Linked DNA regions of Mus musculus: region 1 is linked to region 2. Evidence: chromatin loops called from intact Hi-C (ENCODE). Cell type or tissue: left cerebral cortex. All regions are shown on one strand. Each heading gives the region's core, and the rest is flanking DNA. Links, peaks and the distances in the headings are about the cores only. Region 1 has its middle 47 kb from the start of Adgrg6. Region 2 overlaps Adgrg6 (adhesion G protein-coupled receptor G6).

The links. A loop is a pair of places that touch in the nucleus more often than their neighbours do. Peaks named below come from ENCODE experiments on the same cell type or tissue, not always from the same donor. Only the 100,000 strongest peaks of a DNase experiment are listed, where the experiment ranks them.
Region 1: it touches region 2 in a loop (1.9-fold over the local background); 2 of 42 quality-filtered maps call a loop at or near these places.

What each region holds. Positions count from the first base shown.
Region 1 is chr10:14,590,895-14,593,719 of GRCm38, reverse strand. No RefSeq gene overlaps it. Among named protein-coding and RNA genes, the nearest start is that of Adgrg6, 47 kb to the right of the region's middle. In left cerebral cortex, for the core only: no CTCF peak of the experiment used is centred there; a DNase peak (open chromatin) is centred at 1,429.
Region 2 is chr10:14,538,724-14,541,548 of GRCm38, reverse strand. All of the region lies in intron 1 of Adgrg6 (adhesion G protein-coupled receptor G6), which reads left to right. Among named protein-coding and RNA genes, the nearest start is that of Adgrg6, 4.9 kb to the left of the region's middle. In left cerebral cortex, for the core only: no CTCF peak of the experiment used is centred there; a DNase peak (open chromatin) is centred at 1,389.

The sequences.
Region 1 (2,825 bases), core at 161-2,660, 52 kb before region 2:
GTTCATTGCCACCTTTTGGATCACAAGTTCCAAGCTCACCTTGTACATTATTGCTCACCTCGGACCTTTCAATCACTCTAAGATGCATTCCTTTTCCTGAGTAGTAAGTACTATCTAAGGCTCAGAATCTGGACTGTGAGGTGCTGTTTTACTACTGATTATTTCTAGGCATTTTCAGTGAATAAAGATACAAAATATAAAGTAATCCCCACATGTCCAGTGCAAATTCAGAACTGTGTTTTTAACAAATACTCAACTACCTTACGGTTACAGGGGGTTTTGCTTTTCTCCAGCACCAAGAATTCTTTTCCAAGACATTGAGGAGACTAAAATGTAAACATCATAAAATTATTCTTCTAGTTTAGTCCACTTGTCTCACAGAACACAATTATGTGTAATTACTGTAAACAAACTAAGACATTTAGGCTCCTTTTGTCTCTCTGTGCCGACTACAACTATATTAACTACTGCATTTTAATTATTTCACTAAATTGACGTTATTGTTGTTCTACCTATTGGTACATTTTTTAAAATTATGTTTAATATAAAAATTTTGTTCATTTAATGTTTTGTTTCGTAATTAGGTTGAACACATACAAAGTTCTAAAAGCAAACCACAAGTAAATGATATGGTCAAGGACATCTATCTGCAGCCCATGCCCCTTATACTCCGTGCTTTCCAGCCCATTTATTTATAAAGATTCAAAGGGGGCTGGAGAGATGGCTCAGTGGTTAAGAGCACTGACTGCTCTTCCGAAGGTCCTGAGTTCAAACCCCAGCAACCACATGGTGGCTCACAACCATCTGTAATGAGATCTGACGCCCTCTTCTGGTGCATCTGAAGACAGCTACAGTGTACTTAGATATAATAATAAATAAATAAATCTTAAAAAAAAAAGATTCAAAGGAACCAATTAAGATCTATTCTTCCATTTTCATCTTTAAAGTATTGGGTATGCCTTCATGGTTATATATTCGCCTTTCAATAAGTAATAGCACTCTATCACACATTAGTCTACTTTGGGATTTGCACATAAATTTTTGTAGATCATAACACAGGCCATAAATATCACTCATCCCATCCTTCATTTATATACTAATTGCATTGTGTTCTTAGCATAGTCACTTTTGATGCAACCCTAAGATATTTCTAGTTTTCATCTGGAAGAATAACTCTGAAATATAAAAGCTTTGAACATGTGTTTTTCTTCTATCTTTGGCAGTATAATGTCATATGCTGAGTTATAAAATTGTCTATTTAAAGTGTATATTACATAAAAGGTTTTGTGAGGCATAGAGAAGTCCCCTTACACAACAATTATATCACTCCCAGAGAAGAATGGAAGAGAGCAGGCAGCCTTTCCAGCCACCAGGTTACTACTGTGATTTCCCAGTCCATCTCTGTAAAGAAATCTTGTTTCCCTTTTTATGTAAGAAAGAAAAATATTCATGTCTTCTTATAGGACCTGTCAATTTTCCCTGCCCAGTGTTCTACCGAGTCTTTCTTCCTTGCTTTTCTGTAAGTTTGATGTATTTTTAAACTTTCTTTGTTGCAAAAATGGAACAAGCATAGGTTGGAAACATATGGGAAAATAAGACCCCAAATATACTTTGGCTAATGGTGGTGAATGATGGTGAATTGGTAAAGAACATCTTTACCAATGTGGCTGTAGGTCTCTATCCAACCGTCTCGTCAACCATTAATGAAATAAGATCTACTCACCAAGTTCTTAGCATGTACAATTTTCTGAAACTCTTGCAGGGGAAAGAGTTGCAAGGGTCACTGATACTTCTTTACTGAAGAGATCCAGGAGTCAAAGTTTTTATTCATATTCATCTGGTTTTCAGTATTATTGAAAATTGCACATTTTATTTGCCAAACACAGATAGCTGCTGGTTGAAAAGTACACCTTTAAGTTGTTGCTTTCAAACATTTTCCAAATCATGATACAGATAGAATAGTATAACGTGTATAACATACTACTTAAGTATGAGTATGTATGTAAGTAAGTGTATGACATAGTACTAAGTGTGAGTGGCTTGGGTGTGTGTATGTAATTTTGCTGATATTATCTTTATAATAACACAAAAACATTAGGGATGAATCTAGTTTGTGCTCACCCCCAAAATTTAAAATTCCAAATTGATGAATGAGAAACTTAAGCTTCCTTTTGTGAATATTACTTTTTAAGGTCAGTTTGAAATAACAACACAGAATTCCCTTCAATAACCTTATTCATTAAGTGAAGTGGCACAAATATTCAGACCTTTTATAATTATCCCGAATTTTTACTTCAAGTTAGGCAAACTGAGGCTTTCACCTCTTCCACTGGCAAACGTAAGATGGGATTTTTGGAAATACCATTACAGAGACATTGTTGGTATGACTGAAGCACATTGATCCACCAGTCTTCCTTGTGCAATTAACCTTGGCCTGTGGGTATGAGACCAACCAGACCTCTTCTCAGAGCATTGGCTTCTCTGAGCCCTGTCGCTGAAGATGTTGTATAGAGGGCAGGTTGCCACTTTGGCCCTGCCAGCCACATCACCAAGGATGTCTGAGTGCTAGTCATCAGTTACCCTTTCAGGGATAGCAAATGACACTTTCAAAACTCATGTCACTAGCTGCAACTTGAGAACTTTGGTCAGAACAGCTGATCAAGGTCTCAGGCAATGCTGGTAGCCAAAGGACATGTAGCTAACCCACAGCACTTGATAAGAGCTCTTATCGTGTCCTGTGAATAAAACACAGTGACGGCAGATACAGTGCCCATGTCTACCACTTCAACTACTCAGAAGTCAGAAGTGGGAGATCAGCTTAAACA
Region 2 (2,825 bases), core at 181-2,680:
ACTGAGTGTCTACATGTGTGTATCCATTCATGTGTGTGTGCCTGTGTGTTCCTGTATGTGTGTGTGTGTATGTGTGTGTGTGCACCCATTTGTATAAATTCTCAAGGTGACTTCATGGTATGAGCCAGTCATACATATTCAAATAAGGAAGGCTTTGTGAAGACCTGAACAGTAAGTGAGACTTTAGTAGTGGTGTGGGGTGGAGCCAACTTAATAAAGGGGTCTCACTTCAGTAACAGGATAGCACTTTCTCTCCTCTATGCATAGCTTAGTCTCGGGAACACGATCTTTCACTGAAGGAAGAAATGTTATTATAAGTAGGCTTGAATATGTTAAATTACTGTTCTTTTATCCCCATAGAATCTCAAGGTGTTCTCTGTCACTCCCAAAACCCTTTATGAAAAGATTTACCAGAGAAACACAGCAGGGATGTGGTCGAGGAAGTGAATTCCTACTGTTGATGTTAGAAGAACTAATATCCTGTTAGCATCTCTATGAAATGTACTTTTCCCTAAAGCTTTCTGAAATGAAGCTCAAACGTGTGGTATTTTGTAGCCTATTGATTTGATACAGGGTTTGATATGGGTAATCTGCTCCCCTAAAGGACAGCTGGGTTGGAAGTCAGAGAACACAAAGGTCTGGGGTTCATGACTCATCCTGAGAGCTGTGCAAGTAGTTTAATCTCTTACATTCTCACCTGTGAGATAGTAGCTTTGCCTGCATAATGAAAAAGTCTTTGAAAATTATACAAGATATGAATTAATTTTCCTTTAAAATATGTTTCTGGGGGCTGGGGAGATGGCTTATTGGTTAAGAGCACTTGCCACTCTTTCAGATGACCAGAGTTGATTTTATCATCCACATTAGGTGGCTCCAAATCACTTGTAACCCCATTGTCAGGGCATCCAACAACATACCCTCATCTCACCTCCAGGGATACCCATACCCACACGCATCTGGAATATACACTCAAAAACACATACACGTAAGTAAAAACAAAAGTTCCTGTTCTCTTTGGTCAAACTTTGAGACCTTGATCAAAACTCTACAGAGCTGAAGTTCCTGTTTAGAACCTTAGTAACCCTGCTTGGGATTTTCCGTTCTTCTCAGAAAGCTGTTTAAATTTCAGGGATGTATTTTTGCTAAGTGATCCCTTGAGAAGACCCACAGTACTTTCCTTCCACCATTCTATTCTTAATTTACTTGTTTCTGCTCTTTGCTAAACAGCAAAGTAGATGAAAGTTGGCTTATCATATGGTTTATATTTGGTTACAAGCACTTGCTCTGTTCTGGCTACTTTTGTGTCTGCAGTGATGGAGTTTTTGGTCCTGGAATGTGTCAAGCTCTGGTCTTCATTTGCAGCTATTCCTTGATAGGATTGCAGACAGGTTTGGTAAAAACAACTCAAGGATCAGTTATGGAGTCGTGAAACATCAGAGCTTTTTATAGCGAAGGAGAAGTTGCCTGGAAAATGAACACTGCTAGCATCCTGTTTGAGAGCATGTATGAGCTTAGGAGAGAGTGACACTGTTCACATATTGATAGAGGAGAGTCACCAAGAAACCACACAGAGTAGGAGGATAGACGGCTGGCATATAACTCTTAGGAAGGCTGGCAGCCATCTCTGTTCATTTCCATTTTTCTGGACCTCTGTTTCTTCTTCTGTGAAAGCCATAAGCTACTCATCATCTTTTGGATTTCCAGTTCTCTAAGCTTCTTTGAATACGTAATTGTTCTTTTGTTTTAGAAGCACAGCCAATTAATTCATCCCCAGCATGGATGGGGAACAACTCATTCATACAATGTCATTAGGAAACAGGCCCATTCTTCCAAATACGAGACCTTTCCCTGTGACAGAATATCTTGCTGCCTTTTGTGAAAACTCCTGACTGAGCTAGAGGTAGAAGTTCTCTCTGCGTGGTAGGAGCCCATTTACAGAAAAGCAACAAGGCTCACAGTTGAAAGTGTCTGTCCCCCAAATAATATGCTTAACAGAGGAACAGGACAGAATAAACCCTGGTCATTCTAGAATCCATACCTGTTAGTATCAGTATTACTACTTATTCAAGCATGTTCCTGTTAATGGGTAGCTGCTTTTAGCTTCAAATATATTGGATGAAAATATATACAAACATGTGTTCCATTCCCCCCTCCCTAAAAATCCTCTTCAGGTCTTAATCTTTTCTTAGTTTAGAAATTCCAAATGGACAGCTGCCTGTGGTTGGAACTTGTAGAATGTGGCCTACAAGACTGTGACAGGAATTTCAGGAACTACATAGCATTTATTCATTCATAGCAGGTTTCCCTTCTTCCCAGGTGATCCCAGAAGTGGCTTTAGAGACCCTTGAAGGGTATGGGCATACGTGATTAAGCCTGTTGTCTGTTACTGTTTTAGTGTCTTCCTTCACTTATAGAGCAGATAGAATAAACCCTCACCTTAGCAAGTCTGGTAGTACAGTAATTAGAATATCAGCTGTCACTTATGAAAAGGTTGTGAGATATCATGTACTGGCTTTTGAAGACATCATCTTATTTAGAAGATATCAGTCAGTGACTCTAGGGCTAGGTACACTGCTGTTCTTGACTTTACAGGTGACAGGTAGACACAACAGAGCTAATTGAAGTTTGGGATTGTGCACGTCTTAGGGAGCAAACGCAGACCTGTTTTTAATGTAATCCATGTTTTCTTTGACGTGACATTGTCACAGAAAAACAATGATTCGATATGTATTCTTAAGGCAAGTACAGGAATTCTTTTTGTGTATATTTTCTCAGTTGAGTCTTTTTCTGCCTTCCCATTTAGTGTTACACTCATTACCCATGTA